2 separate regions of the Homo sapiens genome follow, and region 2 is linked to region 1. Evidence: chromatin loops called from intact Hi-C (ENCODE). Cell type or tissue: Caco-2. All regions are shown on one strand. Links, peaks and the distances in the headings refer to the core of each region. The heading gives the core; the rest is flanking DNA. Region 1 overlaps PIP5K1B (phosphatidylinositol-4-phosphate 5-kinase type 1 beta). Region 2 overlaps PIP5K1B (phosphatidylinositol-4-phosphate 5-kinase type 1 beta).

Region 1 (11,852 bases), core at 1,549-9,548:
CAGAGGAGTTGATCAAGAAAAGTCTATAAATCATGATAGACTGTGATTGTCAGGTGAGAAAGGAAAGCCTTTTTCAGTCTGAAAGCCTCAGGACTCTGCAGATTTTCAACCCCATCTTTCAAGACCAGGCTCAGTCTTCCTCTACTGCACGAGCCTGAAGTATCCCTCCCTTGAATACCCGGCCTCACTCCTCGGAGCACCTGATGCTTGCTCCACCTTATGAACAGGTCCCACCCTGCTCTGCTTTACATATTTTTTAACTGACTTTATATTTGAAATTTGAAATTACCAATCCCACAAATTTTGGATTTTTTTGTTTTCTTTAAATATATACATATATATAAACAGAGCTATGTTTAATTTATACAGTATCTTTGGTTGTTCCTAGATTGTCATTCCTAGGGAAACAAAGACAACCAGTTTGACCCTTCCCTCCCCTCCTTTCCCCTAAAAAACTCTAAGTTAAAACTGTGGCATTTTTTTAAAGGAAAAATGTAACACCAAGATTCAAAGAAGGATCATGCTTACCTCTTCTTTCCCTGTGAGAGGCTCTCCCCAGAGGTAGAGATTTAAATTCAGAGGAATTGAGCAATCCTTGAGAAACTTTACTTTTTAAAAACTTTTCTTCATAGAAAAATCAATTCACTGGTGAGTAAGAGGATCCGAAAAAGGAAAACCTCCCTTTGAAAACATTCCAGAATTGGTGATTAGACTTCCAGTTTCATACTATCATGTCCCTACATTAGACATTTTGGAACAAACCATCAAAAACCACAGTTGGTTCCAAAGGGTTAGTCTTATTTTTAGAAGTTCAGTAAATATTTAGAAATCACTTCAACACTGACTTTTAGTTCTATATGTAGCTTGTTTGTGAAAATAATTTTATAACAGAATAAGGTTAAGCAGATAATGTCAAATAATTGGGTCTTGTGTATGTACACCCAAACGCACATGAGCGCGCACACACACACACATACACACACGCACCCACTCACTCACCCTTGTGGACCTTTTTCTGCGTTCCTGGAGCCATATTTAGCTTTCCTGCCACTTTAGATTTTCTTCTATTTTTCCCTTCATTTTCTTAAACAGAAACTTGGGCTTTGTAAATGATACTGAACTATGCATATACCTATGTAGGTACTATATAGATAGAAAGTGTGCTGTGCTTTGATTTTGCATCAGCGGTTCAGATTTCAAGTGCTGCCCTAAGAGAGAAGTAAGTATTTGGTACTTGTACCTAGGACCTCTTTGTGCCTGATTTCTGTTTCTCCTTTTTGAATTTCTAGAATAAATACTCGGGGAGATGTAAAAAATACTCATTTACAAATTTTAAGGCAACATGACTGAAAGTAGAGAACAGAGAACCTATTGCTTTTGTTTACCCGCAGAAGTTCGGTTCTGTATCAATGCCAGGTATAATTCTGGTTTTTTTCCAGTTGCCTACAGTGGTCCCCCAAACCAAACTAACCTCTTAAGGCTTGGCTAGCAAGGCGTGTTGTGAAAGAATACAATTGAGAAAGATATTTTGTGCCCCAGCAGAGTAAAATGGTTGTTTGAGGTAATCGCTCCTGGGATTCGGCAATCCATCTCCCTTGCTTTAAGGACAAAGAAAGGTTTTAATGTCGAGATGCCAAGAGGATTATCAGAACTTGGGAGTGACAAGTAGCTGTTGAGTATTGGTATCTTTTGGGAAGGAAAATATGAGATATTTGGGAGGGAGTGGGAGTGAGGGGATGATGGATGGATTGGGTATTTCTTTTGGCACTGTAAATGTTCTCTTGGACTATTATTGTGAACTCCCTGTTGAGTAAAGAATGGCATTGAGGATGGTTTTCTTCATTGTTTGTTTCACTTCATTTAGGTTTTGGATTTGAATCAGGATGTGTTTAAGAATTTCTTTGAGTCTCTTTCCCTTGATGCTCTCTTCTTTTGAGTCCTCTTGGGGAAAAAAGGTAAATAATATAATTATAATTGTCAGGTTACTTTGAGTCAAGAATTAAAATTCCTGATGCTCTTTACCAATTTATATTGCATTTCTAACTCTGAATTTAAATTTCATACCTTTTCTATATAGTCTTTCTCAAGGCCCCGTTTACCATACTACTTGCTTTCAGTTATTTCTAAAATACAAACTTGAGAATGCAACTGTAATGGCTACCACAGAAGTTCAAGTTTAAATCAAACTATGCAGTATGAGTAAAAGACCTCTCCACTTCAACATATCCCCTGGATTCCAGTACTCTAGCTAACTGAGCTGCCTGCAGTTCAGTGTTTTCTGTATATGCTTACTGGCTGTGCTTTCAGACAAGCTGTGTCCTCTGCTTAAAATGGCATCTTCTTCCTCCTTCCTCCACAACCCCTGCCAACTGTTTTTCCTTAACTAACTCCTTAAAAATTTAGTTCAAGGGGCACATCTTTCCTGATGGCCCCTGCCTCTACAACCACGGTCAGTTAGGTGCTTTCTTCTGTGATCCTGTTGTTCCCAGGGCTTCCCTCTATAAAGGCAATTAATAGTCTGAATTGTATTTGTATGGTTTCTTTTCTCTTTGCCCCATGCAAAAATAGGGACTAAGCCTTTTATTTATGTCCCTAATACAGGGACATAATGCAGAGCACATTATAGTTACGCAAATTTATGTTGAGTAGATGAATTAATAGATGGATAAATGGATGAACAAATGGTACACAGTTTCTGTTTTGTTTTGTTTTATTGAGTTCATGATATTTGCGGTGAGATTTTATTCCATTTACAACACAGTGCCATTTAGAAATTCATTCAACAAGCATTTATTCAGCATTTACTGTGGCACATGTGTTTTTTTGTTGTTGTTTGTTTGTTTGTTTGTTTGTTTGTTTTTGAGACAGAGTCTCGCTCTGTCGCCCAGGTTGGAGTGCAGTGGCGCGATCTCGGTTCACTGCAAGCTCCGCCTTCCAGGTTCAGCCATTCTCCTGCTTCAGCCTCCCGAGTAGGTGGGACTACAGGCACCCGCCACCATGCCTGGCTAATTGTTTTGTATTTTTAGTAGAGACAGGGTTTCGCTGCATTAGCCAGGATGGTCTCGATCTCCTGACCTCGTGATCCGCCCGCCTCGGCCTCCCAAAGTGCTGGGATTACAGGCGTGAGCCACTGCGCCTGGCCCACATGTTTTTTAAGAAAAAGGAATGTAGTAAGATTCTTAGTGGAACAAGTTCAGTCACATGGCTGAGCCCTTTATAGTTTGCTGAGACTAGAAATTCATTCATTAAGCGATGTTGATTAAAGCACTGATTATGTGCCTCACACTGGGCTAGTCTCTTAGGATACTTTGGTGTACAAAACAAAGACTCCTGCCCTGTAGAACCCACATTTTGCATACATTCTAACAGGGTAGAAGGAGGGGCAGTAACAAACATAAAAAATAAGTAAATTACTATGTAAATTTACACATATAAAGTGTGTATGTGTGTATGTGTATACACATATAGTGTATGTGTATACACATATAGTGTAAGGAACAGGAGCTCAGCATGGCTGAAGCAGAGTTGTTGAAGGGAAAAATAGTTAGAGGGGGGTTAGAGAGGTGGGCAATAGTGAGGATTATTGCAAACATAGGTGGCATAGTATCTTGTATGAAGGACACTGGCTTTATGAGTGAGATGAGAGCCATCACAGAGCTTTGAGCACAGGAGTGACATGATCTGTCTTAGATTTTAATAGGAACACTCCTGCTGTGTTGAGAATAGACTCTGAGGGCGTGGTAGAGGCAGGGGGACCAATTAGGAGGCTATCCAGCAATCCAGGTAAGAGATGATGATAGCTTGGATGAGGGTGGTAGCGGTGGAGGTGGAAGAAGTGGCTAAATTATAGGTATATTTTGAAGATAGAACCAACAGATTTTGCTGGTAGATTTAAGGTGGGCATAAGAGAGAAGTTAAGCATAACTGAAAGGTTTGAGGCCTAAACAACGGGAAGGATTGGAGTTGCCATCAGCTGAAATATGGAAATCTATGGGTGGAGTAGGATATTTTTTGGTGGGGGGAGGGGCTATGGCTGTGGAGGTGAGTGGCATTAGCTGCTGAGTTTTGCATACGTTAAGCAATCTTTATTAGACATTCAAGTGGAGGCATCAAGTAAGCAGTTAGATACCTGAGTCAAGTTCAGGAAAGAGGGCTGGACTGAAATACACAATTGTGAGTCATCTGCCTGTGGATAGTGAAGTCAGGAGAGTAGATGGGATCACTAAGGGGAAAGTGTCATTAAAGAAAAGACTAAGAACTGAACCTTGAAGCATTCTATAACATTGAAAGATCAGGAAAAGGAAACCAAGCTAGAGCAATCAGAGAGGTAGGAAAACCAAGAGAGCACGGCGCTTTAGAAACCATGTGAAGAAGACATGAGAGAAGATGGAGTGATGGTGTGTCAGTTGCAGCTGATCTGACAAGTGAGATGAAGTCTAATCACTGAGTGCTGCATTTAGTGACATAGAGGTTACAAGTCACCTGTGTGAGAGTCATTGCGGTGGAGTGGTGCAGTTGGAGCCTGACTTGAGTGGAGTTAAGATAGAATACAGTGAGCACAATTGGAGACAGCCAGATAGCTGAAGAAGGATGTGGGTTCTTCTAGATTCTTGAGGTGAAAAAGGAACTGAAGCGAAAGGTCATCTTCCTCCCCTTTTATTGGTAAATTGGTATTAAGTGTTTCACAAGAAATACTCCTTTACACGTATGTGATTATAGCTTGGGGGAACAATCAAGGATAAATGACAGTTTCTTTTCTTTCTTTCTTTCTTTCTTTCTTTCTTTTCTTTCTTTGGCATTATTGTGAGAGGGAACAATTTTATAAGTAAATGTTTTTACTCCAAACATGAGTAAACTGTTCAAGCTAAGGGCTTTACTGACTTACTTCCTTCATGGGTTTGTCTGGTTCATCTTATTCCCTTGTCATCTATTTCTCCTGATGACTTTTTTCCACTTATAAATTGAAATATAGTTCCACACCCATGACACAATTATTTCTGTAACTTTGGCCCAGTTTCCTAACCCAGAGACATTTTTCTCTTCAGTGAGTGCTGTAAATTAAAAAAAAAAAAAAAAATAGTTCATTGTCTTCTTAGATTTTATTCAGGAGCAGATTTTTCCCTATTCCTTTGCAAAATTGTTGCTGAATAGTGGGAGAGGAGAGGACCAGTAATGATAGGAAACAAACAATATTTTCCTCACTTTGAATTGCTAAGATTTCCTTCTAATCATAGAATATTGTCAGGTTCCTTCTTGTGGGTTGGGAAGTCTGTCTGGATCCTTTACAAAAGAGGACTGAGGGACATCCAAGCCATATTTGTAACCAGCAGGGAAAAATGCCTTCTCCTGGAACTGCTTATCTCTCCTGATAATGCATTTCTGTCTTTCAAGACGTCAGTTAAGTGCCGTGCACTCCATGGAATGTCCTCTGATCCTTCCGGCTCTAGGTAGTATTGGTTTTCCTCTGAATCAGTGTACTACCTTCTGCCTGTACTCCTTACTTTGTGTGTGTGTGAGAGAGAGAGAGAGAGCGTGTGTGTGTGTGTGTTTTAATGGTTAAAACATCTGTGTCTCTACAGGCTGGTAGAACTACATTCCACACCTAACCTTGTGACTTCCAAGCTTTCTGATTTTAGGCAAATTGCTTAATCTTTGTGTGTCTTAGTCTTTTCATCTGTTAAATGGGAGTGGTTCTTATCACAAAAAGTAGTAAGGATTAGAAAGGAATTCTCTATAAAATTGTAAAGTTATTTATTCAGAAAACTGGTAACTTGAATAAATGGAAACCCGAAGAATATATGTAATATATGGAATAATCCCCTATCTTTAGGGCAAATTTCCTGAAGGAAAGGGACAATAGTTTATCTGTCTTTCCTAATACCAGTTGACTGAGAAAGAACTTAGTGAATGTTTATTAATGGTGATAGATAACGCTTGGAAAATATGTGGAATGGTTGCTCACAGAAATCTGTGATATGTGTCTTAAAATATTTGCACATTAGCAAATGTTTTAGACTTTAGGAAATCTTCCAGACTAAAACTCTTTCTAGGGAAATGGTGTTGCAATTTTGATGGTATATAGGAAGTCAGTGAGCTTTCCTTTTAGTTTTCCTAACATTCATGAAAATTTCTGGGTTTCTCCTATTTCATTCATATTTTCATAGAGAATTCAGAAATCTGCTTTAATTTTAACACAGTCAATCAACCTTGTTCTATAATTAGGATGAGAAGTTAAATGACATTTACTTTTGAGCAAACTTTCATAAGATATGTATTTTAATCATGTGAAAAAAAGATTAGAATAACAAAATATACTGAAACAGGCAAATTACACCTTCTAATGAGAGAAGCGATGCAGGTTCATTTTAGAAATTGTAGAAAGTTCTGATAAGCAAAAGTAGTACACTTCACTGAGATGCCATTGTTTGCACTTCATGTATATTGTTCCAGGCTTTTTCTATGTCTAAATATGTATATGTGATTTCATACGGTGATAGCATCCTGCTGTATATTCAGCTCCATAAACAGCTTTTATTCCCCATGTAATATACAGTGAATGTTTTAAATATGCTTCTGCATTTTTTTGATAGTTGCATTTTTTTGATAGTTGCATGTTATTTTTTTCTGTGGATGTACCACAGTTAATCCACTGTTACTCTTTAGTTTGTTTTCAATTTTTTCCTCAATTACAATGTTCTGATGTACATCTGAACAAACTTTTAAAATTTAAAGACCACAAACATTTCTTAGACTTGCCAATATAAAATACCTAATTCAACTTTGTTCATTCTTAAAACATTCCTTTCTGAACCGGTTTTGTTATTTATTTGATGGTCATGTTTGGAGCTCCTGTGTGTGACTGAAAAAAGAAGAAAAGTGTAGTTTTCTGAACATAATCTGCATTTCAGATTTTTTCATGAATCTAAGACAGCATTTTCCTCATTTGATCCAAACTAGAGAGTTTTGATAATGTCATCAGGAAATGATGCTCCGAGGTTGTCTTCTCCTCAACCAGAGCAACCCGTAATTCATGGCTAGTGAGGTTGCCAGGAAGTCAGTGATCCTTACCATTGTGTCATTTGAATGAAAGAAAGGCTGGAGCATAGGAAGTGGGGAGATGAGAAAGAAGCCAGAGTTAGATATCTATCCCACAGATTTAAGGTCACCACCGTTTCCGTCTTTCATAGCTATGGCAACTTGAGATCCCATGTTTTCTAGGTTAGTTATCAAATATTCCCTCCAGTAGCCCAGTGAAACATCTTAGAAATTCTAGTATTTGGACATCAAAACTAGCATATTTCTATTTTATGCACCTAAAAATGACACCAAAACCCTTTATGACATCATGGTTGTCAGTTTTAGGGTTATAAAATATGGTGACCATATATAGATCTTAGGAAAAGGAGTAAAAGAGATGAGTTAATTATTCATTTTTTCAATAAATGTGGTGAATGAATACTTACTATGTACCTGGCACTGTCCTAGGGCCTGGGCTTACAAAGACGAGTGGACAAGTCCTTAAGTTGCTCTTGGCGTGGTACACACATATATGTTTAATGTCTACGATGCTTTGTTGTTATTTGTTGCTGTGTAAAAGACATATGTCCAAGATGCTACAGGAACCCAGAGGAAGGAAATGCAAAGGTTTTTACAGAGGAAGCAACTCTTTAGCAGGTTAATAAGTGGATAGGCATTCCCCAGGGAGACAAGGGGTACATGATGAGTGTCATTCAATATGTGCAAAGAACAGAGTATATTCTAGGATTCTCCAGCAAACAAGAATTGCAATGTTGATTTAAAACATTTGGAGTAAGTATTGGGTTGAATTTTTTGTTGGTGATGGTGGTAGTGTTTGCTAATTGTTTTTATTTTTCCATATTTCTCAGTTTTTTAAAATCTTCATTGTTTATTCCTTTTTAGGGAATTACTAAACCATTTGACCCTGAAAGATCAGATGAAATGGACATGGCTTATTAAGGAGTTGTTGTAACTACTTCTTGTCTCAATGACATACTATTTTCCTGTCTTGGATTTAATTGCTTAGAAATTATGGCTACAGATTCACAAAGAGATTGGAAGAAAGAATAGATAAAGAATATATAGTTCAAATTATCTGCTAAATTTTTTGTGCTGTTAGTAATTAATACTCCAAAATGTGATAAAGATCACTGTGCCCGTTTTGTTTTGTTTTGTTTTGTTTTGTTTTGTTTTAGCATTGGAAAAGCCTTGGGCTATACATTCTGAGATTTCAAACAAAGTAGATTTATAGTGGAAAGGAACCAGAGGTTTAGACTAAATAGATACGCTGTAAGAGAGCCATAATGATCTTATTTAAATATTTTCCACATTAAATAAGGCATGAGTACTGTTATGCTACTGCCTTTTTTTTAATAATTGAATTTGCATCCATGGTGGTTTTTTTTCATTCCCCGTGGAGTTCCACTTGATAGCCAATGTGAATATTTGAAGAAAATAATCTGTTGGAGCCCAGATTTGAATTAAACTTCCTCAAAGTATAATGAAAGTTTTGAGTTTGTCTTATAAGAAAGAAATTTTTGTTTATGCTTTAGAAGCTTAATTGATAGAAGTCTGGAGAGCAATAATTGGGGTGAATTTTTAAGATGGTTGTAAGATTGTTCACTTGGTAAATATTTCTTGAGCTCTTACTGTAGACACTGTGGACCAGTCATTGAACTGAATTAACTTTCACTCTAGTTCCTAATAGACATGTTAAGCTGCTGGCTTCATGGAGTTTACATTATAGTGAGAGGAAACAGACAAAAACAATAAAAGGTAGTTAGTAGTTAGTAAAATCATTGCCAATTACAATAAATGTTAGGAAGGAAATAAACAATGGGCTGAGAACTTGAACCACAGAGAAGCACCTGCTTTGGGTAGAGTGGCCAGGGAGAATCATCATGGGCAAGGGGGAGGCATGTGCATGCACTTGGGGAATTGAAAGGAGGCTGGTGAGCAAGAGGAAGCATAGCATCAGATAAGCATGGAGAGCTAGGCAGGCAACAGACCACACGGGGTCTTATAGGGCAAGATCAGAAGTCTAGATTTTATTCTAATGCCATAAGAAGACATTAAAGGGTTTTACACAAGGCCTAACCTGAACTGATTTCTTTTTTAAGACCATTATTGCCTTGTGGAGAATGGGAGCAGGAAGATCAAGTAGGAGGATGTTATATTAGTCTAGGCAAGAGATATTGGTGACTGGGCTGAGGTGTAGCAATTAGGATGGAGAACAAAAGATGGTTTTGAGAAATCAGCAAGATTTGGGAGAGGGCATACTAAGGAGAAAGAGAGAGAAATCAAGAATGACTGATTTTTGTAAATGAAGTTTACTGACTTGAGTAAAAATGGGAATGAAGTGACATTGAATGAGATGGGAAAGTTTGCAGGGGCAGAAATAAAGAGGTGTTTGAGTTTTGTTTAGGACCTATCTCTAATATGTTTTTGAGGATTCTAAAGGGAGCTGTCAGTTGGCTATATAAGTTCAAAGCTAGGGAAATCTGGATGCAGCTAAAATTATATTTGAGATAAGCACACCTTCCATCAATATGTTGGCTGTAATTTTAAAAAGCATTTGGAGTATACTTGAAAATACTGAAACTCTCTATCTGTAGTACATACCTTCTGTTCATCAGTGACTAATTTTAGGGTACACAACAGTTGTGCAAAAGAATGAAGTCCTCTTAGTTGCACTTCTTATCAAAATCCCAATGGTATTGTTTTATAGAAATAGAAAAAAATTAAATTCATATGGAACCACAAAGGAGCCCAAATAGCCAAAGCAATCTTGAGAAAGAAGAGCAAAGTTGAAGGCATCACACTTCCTAACTTCAAAATATATTACAAGCCACAGTAAACAAAAGAGTATGGCACTCTCATAAAAATAGACATATAGGCCAATAAAATAGAATAGAGGCCCCAGAAATGAACCCATACATATACAATCAATTGATCTTCAACGGGAGTGCTAAGAATACACAATAGGGAAAGATAGTACCTTCAACAAAGGGTGTTGGGAAAACTGGATATCCATATGTGAAAGAATGAAACTGGACTTTTATATCAGACGCAAAACCAACTCAAGATGGATGAATGACTTAAAAATAATACCTGAAACTGTGAAACTCCTAGGAGAAAAGCTAGGGGAAAGGCTTCATGACATTGGTTTTGGCAGCAATTTCCTGGATATGACACCAAAATCACAGGCAACAAGAGCAAAAGTGGACAGATAGGACTAGGACAATATCAAACTCAAGAGCAAAGGAAATGATCAACAGAATGAAAAGGCAACTCATGGAATGAGAGAAAATATTAACAAACTATACATCTGAAAAGGGGTTAATATTCAAAATATATAGGGAACCCCTACAACCCAATAGCAAAAGAAAAAATAAGGAGCCTGATTGAAAAATAGGCAAAGGACTTAAATAGATATTTTTCCAAAGAAAACATACATGAGCCTGGCCTTCCCATATCAGGTTCCTTAGAGAAACTGAAAATAGTGATGGTGAAGGGGCTGGTGGAGATACCTGTGGGCAGCAGGTGCCCGGTTTGGGCCAGTGAGTGAGGAGAAGCCTCACACACAGCATGTGGTATGTGGCTACCATTTTTTCTCTTGCTTAGGCCCTGCAAATGTTGGGGGTAGACCTTGCCTTTCGAATGCAATAGTCCTTGAGGTTTGTACCATGCTTTTCATCCAGCATCTAGACAGGGCCTGCACATGCACAGGTGTTTGTTAAATGGATGAGTAATCCAGTTTTCCTTGTTTTCTGTGGCATGGGGAAGAAACATGGGTTGCTTGAAGTACCTTGGGTTCAACAGACCTCACCATTTCCTTCTTACTGATGTAAGAAGGCCTTGAAGACCCATCCCAGTCAGTCATCCATGGATAGCATCTATGTCAAGAGGATGTCGGGCCTTTATGTGTGATTCTATAGTTAGTGCAGTGCACAATGGGGCTCCACTGAAGGGTAGATGGAGGCTGATTTCCAACCTGTTCTCAGCTGCCACGCTCTGTATCTGCTGTTGAAAAGGGGCCTTTTTCTTTGCAGGGTTAAGTCTGCCCAGAGGTGGTATCTTTTTCTCATTTTTCTGCAAGGGCATAGGCATTTGCTAAATCAGAAAGGTTGCCTTTTTGTCATTCAAACAAAGGTGTCCTAGGCTTCCCAAGGTCATATTTGGGTACCCTTGCTCCAAATTCTCCATGACTGTTAAGTTCTTGAGGAACTTGAGCTGTAAGCACTCCAAGTGTTGGAATACTTTGAGCAGTTGTCTCCCTGTGCTTGCATCTCTTCTCCCCCTCATATAGAAATCCCAGATAGGAAAAGTGTCGATCCAAGTTGCAGGCTTCCATGTCCATTCCTAGGGCTCTCAGGCCTCGCTGAGTCAGCACCTGCTACTACCACACAGGTGGATTGGTCCATAGATATTTTAACCCATTGCTCTGTTCCCAGATGCCCCTGCCTTCCTTCTGATAAGGCAAATTTAATTTGTGTGTGTGAGGAGGGGATGGAGAGGGTGCTTTGCTTGAGCCAGGATATAGTCCTTTATATTCTGCTGAAAATTCTCAAAGGAGGGCTATCCAAGGGAAAATAACAAGCCCGGGCATGAGAGAACTTAGAATTCCAGGGATACTTAGCGGTATTAACACTAGGAAAAGGGCACATTTTTTTTTTCATATTGGATTGCTAATAATCACAACAATGCTAAATACTTCCTGGATTTCTTTCAGTTGGGCTGAATTTAAGAAGTATAGGTTTATGCTGTTCCTTGATGCTGAGAAAAGAGGGTACATGTAATACTGAGACATCCGCACAGTGGTGGGTGTTGAGGCA
Region 2 (11,852 bases), core at 1,417-9,416, 62 kb before region 1:
GCTATTACAAAATACTGTAGATTGAGTGATCAAGTAGCTTAAACAACGAACATTTATTTCACACAGTTCTGAAGGCTGGGAAGTCCAAGATCAAGGTGCTGACAGATCCAGTGTCTGGTGAGGGCTCACTTTATGGTTTACAGATGGCCATCTTCTCGTTGCATCCTCACATGCAGACAGCAGAGAGGAAGTGAGCTCTCTATGTCTCTTTTATGAGGGCACTAATCCCATTCATGAGGACTCCACCCTCATGACCTCATTATTCCCCATAGGCCCCACCTCGTAATACCATCATATTGGGGGTATGGATTCCAATATATGAATTTATGTGGGGGAGGGGGGCACAAACATTCAGTTCATAACAGATGAAGACCTAAATGAAGTAGAGAAACAAACTGCAGATATGGGGAAAACATTCCAAGTAGAAGGGATGAATAGTAAATGCCAAGTCCTGAGGCACAGCTTGTTTGGCCCACTTGAGATACTGGGGGAAACCTGAATGGCCAAAGCTGAGAGAAGTAGCAGAAGGGGAATACTTGGGACCAAGACAAGTAGAGCTTTATGAACCAGATAATGACTTTGGATTTTGTTCTTAGTGTGATGAGAAGCCATTAGAGGGTTGAGTGAAGGGAAAGGATATCCAACGAGAACCTCCTGCCCTGTGTCTCATGAAGAGGCAGTATTTCAAGAAGAGGCTTAAAGCTGAGAGTGTTTTGCTAATCAGTGAAGATGTGACTAATGAGCTGCTGGGGAAGTCAAGCCTTCTGTAAGTGAAAGTGTTTGCATTCATTGTACTCATAGGTACCTTCCCTAATGGTGATTGTGAGCCAGGACACTAGTTAAATTGTAGCTACTTAGAAGTGGTAATTCATGGCACACTTAATGATTTCTTCCTATGTTTAATGACATTAATATGTTCAATCATCATTTAAAAATTATCTTTCTTAGCTCTAAAGTAATAATTGCAAGAAATGCATTAGGGTACTGGTATATGGGGGTTGCATAGGGAGAAAGAAGGAATTTTGAAGAAAGGTTTAACAAGAATTTAAAATATTTAGATGAATGGAGATATTTATATCCAAATATATTCATGTTCTTATAATATCCTTCTTATAAGAACTTTTCAAATTCTTCTACTTGAAATATATAATTTTTAAATCACTGATTATTGAAGAGTAGGAGTAAACTCTTGCTTTCTGTTACCTAGGGCAAAGCATATCTTGGTTCATTTCTGGGAGATAGAAAAAAGCTCTAGTCTAATTGATTTTTCCAGAATAGAAAAGGAAAATAATTTCTTAACATGTTCAACTGTATTAAAATTTATATTAAAACCAATATAACTAAGATTATCTAAAAGGCAGTGAGAAAGGGAACATATCTATATCTATACACACATAATGGTCAGTATCCCGAATATGTAAGGTATGTGTATAATTATACAAGAACTAACCTTTATTTGGATAAATGGCCAAAGGTTAGGTACTATCATTTTTATACATGAAAAGGACCAACATAGACAAAAGTAATCATCCATAGTAATAGTAAAAGCAATACAATCTGAAGTAACTGAGTCTTAAGAAATAAAATGATAAGTTACAATGTTGGCATGGCTGTGTAGAATTTGGTATTTGTAGATTTTTGTTAGCTTTCAAATTAGTATATACTTCCTAAAGGGTACCAACAATATTTAACAAAAGCCATTTCATTGAATATACCCTTAGATCCAGTAATTTCCCTTTTCAAGGGAAAATAAGTCAAAGGAGAAAAAAAAAAATCTTGTTAGAACAACATTCATTATAGTCATGAAAGGCTAAAAATGACTTCGATATCTAACATTTGGGGAAATGATTAAACAAACCATAATAATTCATAACAATAGAATATTACTTGCAGATAGAATATTATGGAGAAGTCTGTGTGAAATTAAGTGAAAAAAGAGACATAATGTTGTGAAAGACTGTTTATAAGCAAGTACACTGATCAGGATGAAAAAGCATAGAATGGTTACATACAATTTGCATTGATGATTTTGTTTACCTTTTAATTGTGTATTTGGCTGCATATGAATATGGCATGAAGAACAGAAGAAAATATAATTCACTTAAAGGAGGTATATCATAGGATATAGAAAATAATATCCAGGGTCAACAAGATTTGGAGCACCTGATACGAACAGCCAGGAAATGGGATGCCAATGAGGGTCTACTCTATGCTTCCAATGAAAGTGAGGATGGAGTAATTGAAGAAATACTCCTCAAGACTAATTGAAACTAACATTCATTCCCAAAAAGTAAGCCATGTCAGCAGATGAGATTTATTTTTGGATTAAAAAATAACTTCACAGAAACTTTTAGATCTGTTATCGCGGCCCATATCCAGTTACAACATTAAATTTTTTTCTATATAGAAACAGATTTCTAAATTCTTAACAGATATCACACTTTGAGTAATGTCATATACAAGTAAATTGCAGAAAAGCAGAGAATTTCAGCCAACAGAAGTCACTGTAGTGGACTTTGACCTGGACTTTGTTGTGAAATAAAACTCTTGAGCTTGTCACACCAAGTTGTATTGGAATGGGACAATAAATTCCAAAGATTCATTGAGTCCTTAAAATGGGTGGGTAGGCTTTATGTATATGCTGGGTACAAATTCAAATCGACTAGGTTGGAAACAAGAAAAGGATGAATGGATTTCATGATTGTTTTGAATTTAGAATTTTGAATACAGTTATCCAATATTTCTTCTCCCCTCTTTTCATGAGAAAGGATTACCCTGAAATGGGGCCAGGCAGGCCACTGGTTTCCTTGAAGTCTTAGTTGAAATATGCTTCTTCAATCATTAACCAGTAAACAGATATGACTTCCATAATCTTCACTGTCAAGGAAAGTTACCTTTAGCACATGCCTGTGGATCCCTTTCAATATGTGTGATAATTTTGGTTTCAAGGGTCATGTGTTATGGTCAAGTGCTGCTTCAGAATCTTAGAGGCTGTTCTAGAACGCTTGATGTCTAAAGCTTGCCATGTTTCAATTTAACATCAGTTTGTGAATATCTGTTGTGCCAATATGATTTCTGGTATCCCTGATGTCTGGATAGGACGTATATATTTTGTGGGGAAAACAGAAGAGGTGAAGCTAACACTGCATTGTGTACACTGGACAGGATCAGTGATGATCCAGTTCCTTTGTCTTCCCAGCAAAGAACAGCCTCTGAAATGAGGCTGATGTTGACCACTTCCATAGATTATTGAGAGGGTTAACCGAGATAAAGGAATATGGGTGGCAGGAACTAAGTAAATGCTACTTCCTTTCACTTTTTATGTGCAAAGTATTTTGAAAGGTGCGGAGGGCAAAGGGGCTAACGTTTTAGACTGAGTGGGTGGTTGGGGAGGCAATCGCAAAAACAAATGTGTGATCCTTGCTGTCAGGGAATTTGCAACAGGTTGGAGGAGCCAGGCAAACACACTCAATTAGGGGAAGATAATGCAATTAAAAGAAAGGTGGTAAAAGTACTGAATGTGGCTGGAGTTAGACAGCCTTAGGATTGCAAATTAAGCCTTTGAGGTTAGTGCATGTGATGGTTTGTATAACCCAAATTTGAAGAAAGGCTGGTACACAGGGCAAATGCATACTAGGAAAATACTCTGAGAGACAGTCACACACTTTAAAAAGTGATAAAATGTTGTAATTATACTGTTTACTTTTGAAAACTGCCTATTGTTCACTTCACTGTATTTCAGGAAGCATTTTATAATAAGCAAACTGCAACCCTTTTTTAATGTTTGTGGAAGGAGGTGTGGGAAGTAATGGCGTTGACTCTCAGCCACTTCTGGCTGGTCTCTGTCTTCGAGGGATTCCTGAGCCTCCACCGAAGCACCATGGGTGGGGCTGCTGTGAACTAGTCACGAGCTAGATTTGCTTGCTAGCCACTCCTGAAATTCTTACTGTGATGTTGGAATAGGGAGGTGGAGGAAATAAGTGTTTTATTTATACCTCTCCTTTGGGACTTACCACCTTTCAAGGTGTAGTTTCAGTTATTTGCAGGTGTGTCTTATCTTCCCTGTTGGATTGTAAATTGCTTGCGGGAGGAAGGGTCTCTCGTTTATTTTTCAATAAACAAAATGTTGTCAAAAGGAATTCCCTTTACTCCAAAGTCTTGCTGATTGAATTACATGGATCTTTTTTGTTGTTGTTTATTTAATAGCACTATTCAAGAGTATCTGAAACTATATCAGTATTCATTTAGTCTTTGGCATATTTGGGATTCAAAGGAAATTCATTCTCTTCCCACGTCTAACTTGTACTCTCCCGGTGTTAGGGATCAACCACAGCATGTTTTAGAGTCTTCATCTATATCCCTCTGGAAATTCAGAACTTTGACCACCTACTGTTTGTGCAGAGGAGATCAGAGGAGGCACTTGTCTCACATCTGATAGCTAAACCAGATACGTGGGTCTGGTAAACAGAAGCAGGTGGAACCCAAAAGAAGACAAATTGACACATCTAACAAATGTAAGAAGGCCATTGTTTTCCCTGGGCATGGCTTTTTGGGAGAGCTCAGAGTTAAGTAGCAGTTGACATGACAGAAATGGCAAGAACACAGTGGAGTAGAAAGGTCTGCTGTCCCTGAGGCAAAGCCGGGTAATTCTTTCTTGGAAAGAGTGGGCATTACAATTGATTACTGGCACAGTGGGCAGGCATCCATGAAAAGCTCATAATCCGTTGCTGGTGATGTGGAGGTGGGTTGGGGGGGGGGCGGCGCGGTGGGAGATGATGATGATGATGACGACGACGATGATGTGGTTGGAACCTGTACCAATTTTGATGCTTTGCACATCCATTGAATTTTGGTGCCCTCTTCCTCATAGCAGAAGGGAAAGTTATTTGATCTAGGTGTGGGCCGCAAGGTGATTGTAAATGCTCATGTACTTGTGTAGTTGAATTGGTGGTAACTTATTTTTAGAAGTCCTCTAAGAAGCCAACCATCCAACCACAAAATTTCCAGTGGGAAATGAGAAGCAGATTGCTGAAGAGAACCTTGCTGCTTGCCGTCTGTACACATGCAGTATGGCACTAGGTGCTGGTTATTCCTCCAGTACAATGGTTAATCTCTTGCCTGTTCCACCAAAGCGTGTGAGCCAGGCTGGCATTGGGCTCCAAACTGCAGAGCCTTGCATATTTCGTTTTTCTCTGTTTGTTCATTTTGTGTCTACCAGTCTAACTGGTTGACGTGTGAAGCAGTGTGAAGAATGAGGGCTAACCGCAGTGCTTCCCAAAGAATTTTTAAAATTGCTCTTTCCCTTGAATCCTATTGTTTATACTATGCACAAACTCTGTGTGACATTTAGATTTGGGGGAGAACAATTGAATAAAATTTTTCTCAGTCAGTTTGAGGTCACAGACCAAGGGTTTTTCTCTTTTCTTCTGAGATCCCCACTTATTGAAATACTTAGACTCTTTTTTTTTTTTTTTTTTTTTTTTTTTTTTGAGATGGAGTCTTGCTTATTCGCCCAGGCTGGAGTGCAGTGGCGTGATCTCAGCTCACTGTAACCTCCGCCTCCCGGGTTCAGGCAATTCTCCTGCGTCAGCCACCCAAGTAGCTGGGACTACAGGTGCAGGCTACCATGCCCAGCTAATTTTTGTATTTTTAGTTGAGACGGGGTTTCACCATGTTGGCCAGGCTGGTCTCGATCTCTTGACCTTGTGATCCACCCGCTTCGGCCTCCCAACGTGCTGGGATTACAGGCGTGAGCCACTGTGCCCGGCAATACTTAGACTCTTTAAAGGATCATTTAACTAGTATATTTATTAGGAGGCAGTAGAATGTATTGTGGTGATTAAGAGCTTGAATTTGGGCTGAAATTCTGGCTCTGCAACTTCCATGCAACCCCACGAAAGTCACTTAGCTACTTTATTCTTCAGCATTTTCAGCTATAAAATGGGGGTAATTATATTCCTACCTCATTGACTTATTGTTAAAAACTCAATGTTAAGTACTCAAATTCTTGCTAATATTTATTGGACAATTTGATTGATCAAGGCACAAAGTATATACAGAAAAGTAGATGAAGTTCACCCCATTAAAGAGTTTACTACAGTGTTGTTGAGGAAATACGCATGTGAGACACAACCAACTGCCTGGGAACTCAAAGTGAGACAGGTTTTATTAGAGTTCAGAGGAGAGAAAGATCACTCCTATGTAGGAGGCACACAGAATTAATAAAGCTAGAAGAAACAATAGAAAGGGAAAGATGTCTTAACTGGGAGGGAAGGACCATAAGAACAAAGGCTCAAAGCTACGTCCAACATATCTCTACTGCTTTGTTGAGTGGTTGACCAGTGAAGACTGCTGGTAGCAGGCAGATGGGTCCAGAATGTATAAAATGGACTGGATATAGAAGATCCTCCTCCTTTTTCTCTCTACTTATTTTTCCTCTAATGTGATGACTGCTACCTGCTCCCATGACATTTTGCTCAAATGGTCTTGAAACTCACAAGGATAAGAATGTCCCTCCAGTCTATACAAAAGGGAGAAACAGGATTGATAAGGAAGGAAGAACATGCTTATCTATAAATCCACAATCTGATGGAGGAACTATTCTGCAGAACATTTGGTGAGGTTAAAAGAAAAAGGAAAGCAGCCCATCATTTGATTGTTGTAGGAACCTTCTACTAGCCAAACAGATGGAGGCTGAGGCTGATCTGTTGATACTGGGCAAATGGCAAAACTGGAAAAGGCAATAGGAGGTGACCATCTCAGCTTCTGCTGGCTGAGTAATTGGGCTAAAAACAACCTAGTGCCTTTCGGCCTATTTTTGTCACTTTTCAGAATACAACAAATAAATTGCTATATTGGATTTAACACCAACCATTAAGAAAGAATGACTTTATGGCATGGAAGATGGAGGAGCCTTTGATGACAGTGGTCCTGATCTCTTGGAAGTTTTTTTTAACAAACTTTTTATATGAGAACATGTTTAGATTTAGAGCACTATTACAAATGTAGTGAGAGAATTCTTATATACCCCATACCAGTTTCCCCTATCTTTATCTTATATTAGTATATACATTTGCCACAATTCATTAACTAATTTTGATATACTACTGTTAATACTTTATTCAGATTTGCTGTTTTCCCCTAGTGTCTTTTTTTTTTTTTTTTTTTTTTTTTTTTGGTGGTTGTTCTTGTTCCAGGATCCCATCTGGAATACCACGTTATATTTGTCATTAGATTTGTCATGTCTACTTAGGCTCCTCTGGGTTATAAGTTGACCTCCTCTTGATCTCAGCTCACTGAAACCTCTGACTCCCGGGTTCAAGCTATTCTTGTGCCTTAGCCTCCCAAGTAGCTGGGATTACAGGCATGTGCTACCACGCCCAGCTAATGTTTTGTATTTTTAGTAGAGATGGCGTTTAGCCATGTTGGCCGAGCTGGTCTCGAACTCCTGGACTCAAGTGATCCGCTTGCCTCAGCCTCCCAAAGTGCTGGGATTACAGGCATGAGCCACTGTGCCCGGCCACAAATAGATATTTTAAATATGACAATAATACATGCTTTGGAGAAAGGTAAAGCAGGATAAGGGAGTAGGGGGTTCTGAGGTGGAATGATGGGACTGTTACTTATATACAGCAGTTGAAGAAAGCCCCATTGCTAAGGTGGCATTTGAGCAGAGACAGGGAGGAAGCAAGGGAATGAGCCATGCGCATACCACTAGGAAGAGTATTTCAGGCAGAGGGAGCAAACAGTGCAAAAGCCTGAAGCAGGAGTGGCTTGGAACACTCCAGGAACAGCAGGTTGGTCCATGAGCCTGGAGCAGGGTCAGCCAGGTAATGAGATGGAGTGAGTGAGGACAAACACAAATTTGGGCAGGTGGTGTCTGGGATGGAATCACGGAAAGCGCATGTGAGTGGCTGTCGTGGGAGCTGTGTACTGCTGTGGAGTTGGGCTATAGAGGTCCTTGTGGGGACTTGGTCTTTTTCTTTGAGGAGAGAGGAGCTATTGGAGGCTTTTGAGCAGAGGAATAGGGTCATCTGATTTCATATTTGAAAAGGACCACTCTGGTCACTCTGAATGTTGCAGAAGTAGAAAGACCAGTTAAAAAGTCTTTTACTCTACTAGTATATTTTATCTTAATCTATTAATCTTGATCTATTTGTATGCATATTTCACATGTAGTAATTGTGTACATACAGTTTTGCCATCTGTGTATTTTAACATTTTTTTTCTGTTGCTCTGTAGTCCTCAGGTTTATAACATTCAGTGGCTGCATAATAGTTTGTGTATTAGTCTCCTACTGCTGCTGTAAAAACTTACCACAAATGGAATGGCATAAAAGGATACAAATTTATTATCTCACAGTTCTGGAGGTCAGAGTCCTAAAATCAAGGTGTTGGCAGAGCTGCACTCCTTCTGGAGGCTCCAGGGAGAATCCATTTCCTTGCTTCTTCCATCTTTTAGAATCCACCCTCACTCCTTGACTCATGGCCTCTCACTCCATCTTTAAAGCCAGCAGCATCTTCAAACCTCACCTCTGCTTCAGTCACCACTTCTCCTATTCTGAACCTCCTGTCTCCCACTTCTACACACTTTTGTTATTACTTTGGGTGCATTTGGATAATCTCCCCATTTTGAGGCACTTAATTTAATTACATCTCGAAGATTCCTTTTACCATGTAAAGTAGTATATTCACAAGTTCTGGGGATTAGGATGTGGACATCTTTGGGGACATTATTCAGCCTACCACAGCTGATGTTTTGTAGTTTACTTAACCATTCCCATTGTTGAATACTTAGAAGGCATCCAGTTTGGGGCCATTTTGATATTCCTATACTTCCTATAATTATATACTTTGACCTTCTTTTCTTTCAGATTGTGTCTCTTAAGATAAATATCCAAGTTTAGGTTTCCTGGAACAAAGAGCATGAACATCTTATGTATTTGCTTCCAAATACAGTTAAATTATTGGTAAATATATAAGGATGTCAGTTTCCCTACAACGTCACCAGGTTTGCTTTCTGTCAATTAAAGGTGTGTTTCCAGTTTGTTACAAAATGACATTTTATTGGTGTGTTTATTTTATTTCCTTGCTGGCTAGGTTGAACCTTTTTGGAGTGTGCATGGCGGCATATGTCATTTGTATTTTGAGAATAGTGTTATGTTTATTTTGCTTTTTAGTTGTATCTGGAGCTAGAAGAATGGGGACAGGATTAGACTATTGCTTAAGTAAGGGCATAAGGCTAGCATGAATAGATGATGTATGCAGAACTATGTTGCTTTCAATTCTCCATCAAAGGAAGTGATTTCCAAAATTAAAAGGGTGTTACTAAAAGGGATTTGGATGACAATGAAAGAAAATCCAGGTAATTTGAATGCATTTACCTCTCTGGGGCACACTGGATTGTATCTCAGGGTTAGCAGGGTTGAAGGAGTTAGCAGGCATCATCTTTGAGCCATTGCTGGTGATTGTTGAGTGAACTTGGAGAGTGGCAGAGGTTCCAGAAGACCAGAGATATGCAAATGTTGTTCTATATAGCTTTTGACAAAGTTGAATTCCTAAAACTTTCAATGTGTGAAATGCACCCTTGCAAAATTTCTGAACTATCATCATATAAATTATTTAGGAGTCCAGAGAAGAGATTGCATTGATCCTTAGGAACCAGCATAAATCTACTAATGCGTAGTGACCAATTGTCACATTTTCTTTTATAAAAGGGGCTTCTATATTGGAAGATAATGCCAAAGACATCAAAGCATTTGACAAATATCTCTCACCGGTCTCCTTACGCACATAATAGAGAGATGTTGGAGGATGACAGAATAATGCAATAAATTCATAGCTGATTCTATTCATATGCCATAACATAGGTAATGACTGAGTGTTCGTCAGCCTAGAAAGAGGTTTCTAGTGGCAGGTATTTAGGGTTTTCTTGGCCCCAAACTGAAGCAGGATCCTTAGAACTTGGATAGAGATCTGAAAAATTCATATGTATGTGGCTGATGATGTAAACCTATAGAATAAATCTTCATAATATGAACTATGAAAATAGGCCAACACCAACTAGGTACATTTAACAGAAATAATGAGAACTTCTAAAATTGAGGTTGTATTTATAATTGAAACAACAGTTGATTTTCTTTATTTTTGGCCGTCTTGAATTTCACCAATTAAAAACAGTAACACTTGTATAGTGAAAATGACTTTTTAAGGTTAATTCATGTATGGTAGGAGAATGCTGGGTCCACCTACATATGGTTGCTATGAGAGCATGCTATAATAAAGAATTGCTGGACTGAGAGGAAAAGATGTGAGTACTGTTCCTGTCACCACCATAAACTAGTTGTCATCTTGGGCCAGCAGTTGGCATCACCTTCCTTGGATCTGCGTATTCTCATCTGAAAGCTGGAGATGACAAGGGGTGGGGTGAAGTTAGTCACTTTGCTCCATTCCGGCTGTCATGTGATATGAGGCAGTACAACTTGATTCTCATGTTCCTTGGCGAGTTTGGCCAAATTTCTAGACTTTTAAATGGACCCTTCCACATATTTCTAGCTTAAACAGACCCTTTCAGGCCCTCTCTGAGAAGGGGCCCCTTTTCTTTTAATCTGCAAGTTCCTTCAGATCACCCTTCTTCAGGATCATATTAAACTATCCACATTTTCAACGCTTCAATCCAAGTTTCAAACAGTGTACTTGAGCCCACTTTGATCTCAGGAAGGCCAACATTTTTTTTTTCTTCTTTTTGGGCTCAGGCCCATGCCTCAACATTTCTGGATGAGCCTATACCCTCTTCTTCACCGGCCAAAAAAGTTCTCCATGGCTTTACCATGGGGTCCAGCCTTCAGTTTCTTCATTCTCCGTCAGCCGACCCTGAACAATCCTGGCCACCGTTGGCATTTGATCATCGACTGTTTCTCTAGCTTCCTCCCCAGCACCACTATTTTGATTCTGCTGTAATCTTTATGACCATTTAATTTTGAATTTTTAAACTTCATATTTTATTTTCCTATTTCATATCTTCACATTATCATTTGTAAAGGAGTTTAAAATATTTCATGTGCCTCGATTTACTCTTGCATAGTCTGATTTTCCCCTCTTATCAGTCCTCAAATATCATCAACTCTTTGTTTTCTGCTCTTATGGGACGCAACATTTGTACATCTTCATACAATCTAGCCTTTGGCTTCTTTTGTCTATATACTTAGATTAACCTCTCAGAGTTGGAGATCTTTGACTGAGGGATATAGTAGTATAGTTCTTGATCCATTTTGGGTACCTTTATTTTGACTGACAAAGACAAGAGGCCACGTTAGCACATTATATTCTTTCCTTAAAACTTTAAAATATTTAAGAAGGCAGCATTTATATTTAAACATAAATTTCAGCCTCCTTCTTGGGGCTTCCCTTAATACCAAAGTAATTTTGGTTGGAGGAATGTTTTGCAGGCTGTGATATCTCAGATTGCAACACTTCTCAGCCTGCTGTTTCCTGTGCTTCTCCTCCAGCTCCTTCCACTGAGAATTCTCCCCAGGCAGCATTTTCACGCTTTCAGTGCTCATTTCAGGCACTCTCTGCTCTGCTGTGCCTATGCATGCTTGAGGCTTTGCCCTAAACTCATGTGACCTGCATAGCTAATTTCAGGTTCTCAGTCTAGGCTTACTACTGCTGAACCCAAGAGACTGATGTATTGCCCAGACTCCTGCACGCTGTCTGCCAGCCACAGGTACATTCTGGGGTCATGTATTATGCTCCTGGTTAGCACATTGGGCAGGGAACAAGCTACCCATTGTGGCTGTGACCAGGTATAGAGTCTCTGCTTATCTGAAAAACAGTTCTTTGACCTCACTACCT

What was found. A loop is a pair of places that touch in the nucleus more often than their neighbours do. Peaks named below come from ENCODE experiments on the same cell type or tissue, not always from the same donor. Only the 100,000 strongest peaks of a DNase experiment are listed, where the experiment ranks them.
Region 2: it touches region 1 in a loop (3-fold over the local background); 6 of 110 quality-filtered maps call a loop at or near these places.

The regions. Positions count from the first base shown.
Region 1 is chr9:68,789,637-68,801,488 of GRCh38, forward strand. All of the region lies in intron 2 of PIP5K1B (phosphatidylinositol-4-phosphate 5-kinase type 1 beta), which reads left to right. It also overlaps the pseudogene LOC100421655. Among named protein-coding and RNA genes, the nearest start is that of PABIR1, 15 kb to the left of the region's middle. In Caco-2, for the core only: no CTCF peak of the experiment used is centred there; a DNase peak (open chromatin) is centred at 5,485.
Region 2 is chr9:68,728,169-68,740,020 of GRCh38, forward strand. All of the region lies in intron 1 of PIP5K1B (phosphatidylinositol-4-phosphate 5-kinase type 1 beta), which reads left to right. Among named protein-coding and RNA genes, the nearest start is that of PIP5K1B, 29 kb to the left of the region's middle. In Caco-2, for the core only: no CTCF peak of the experiment used is centred there; a DNase peak (open chromatin) is centred at 4,463.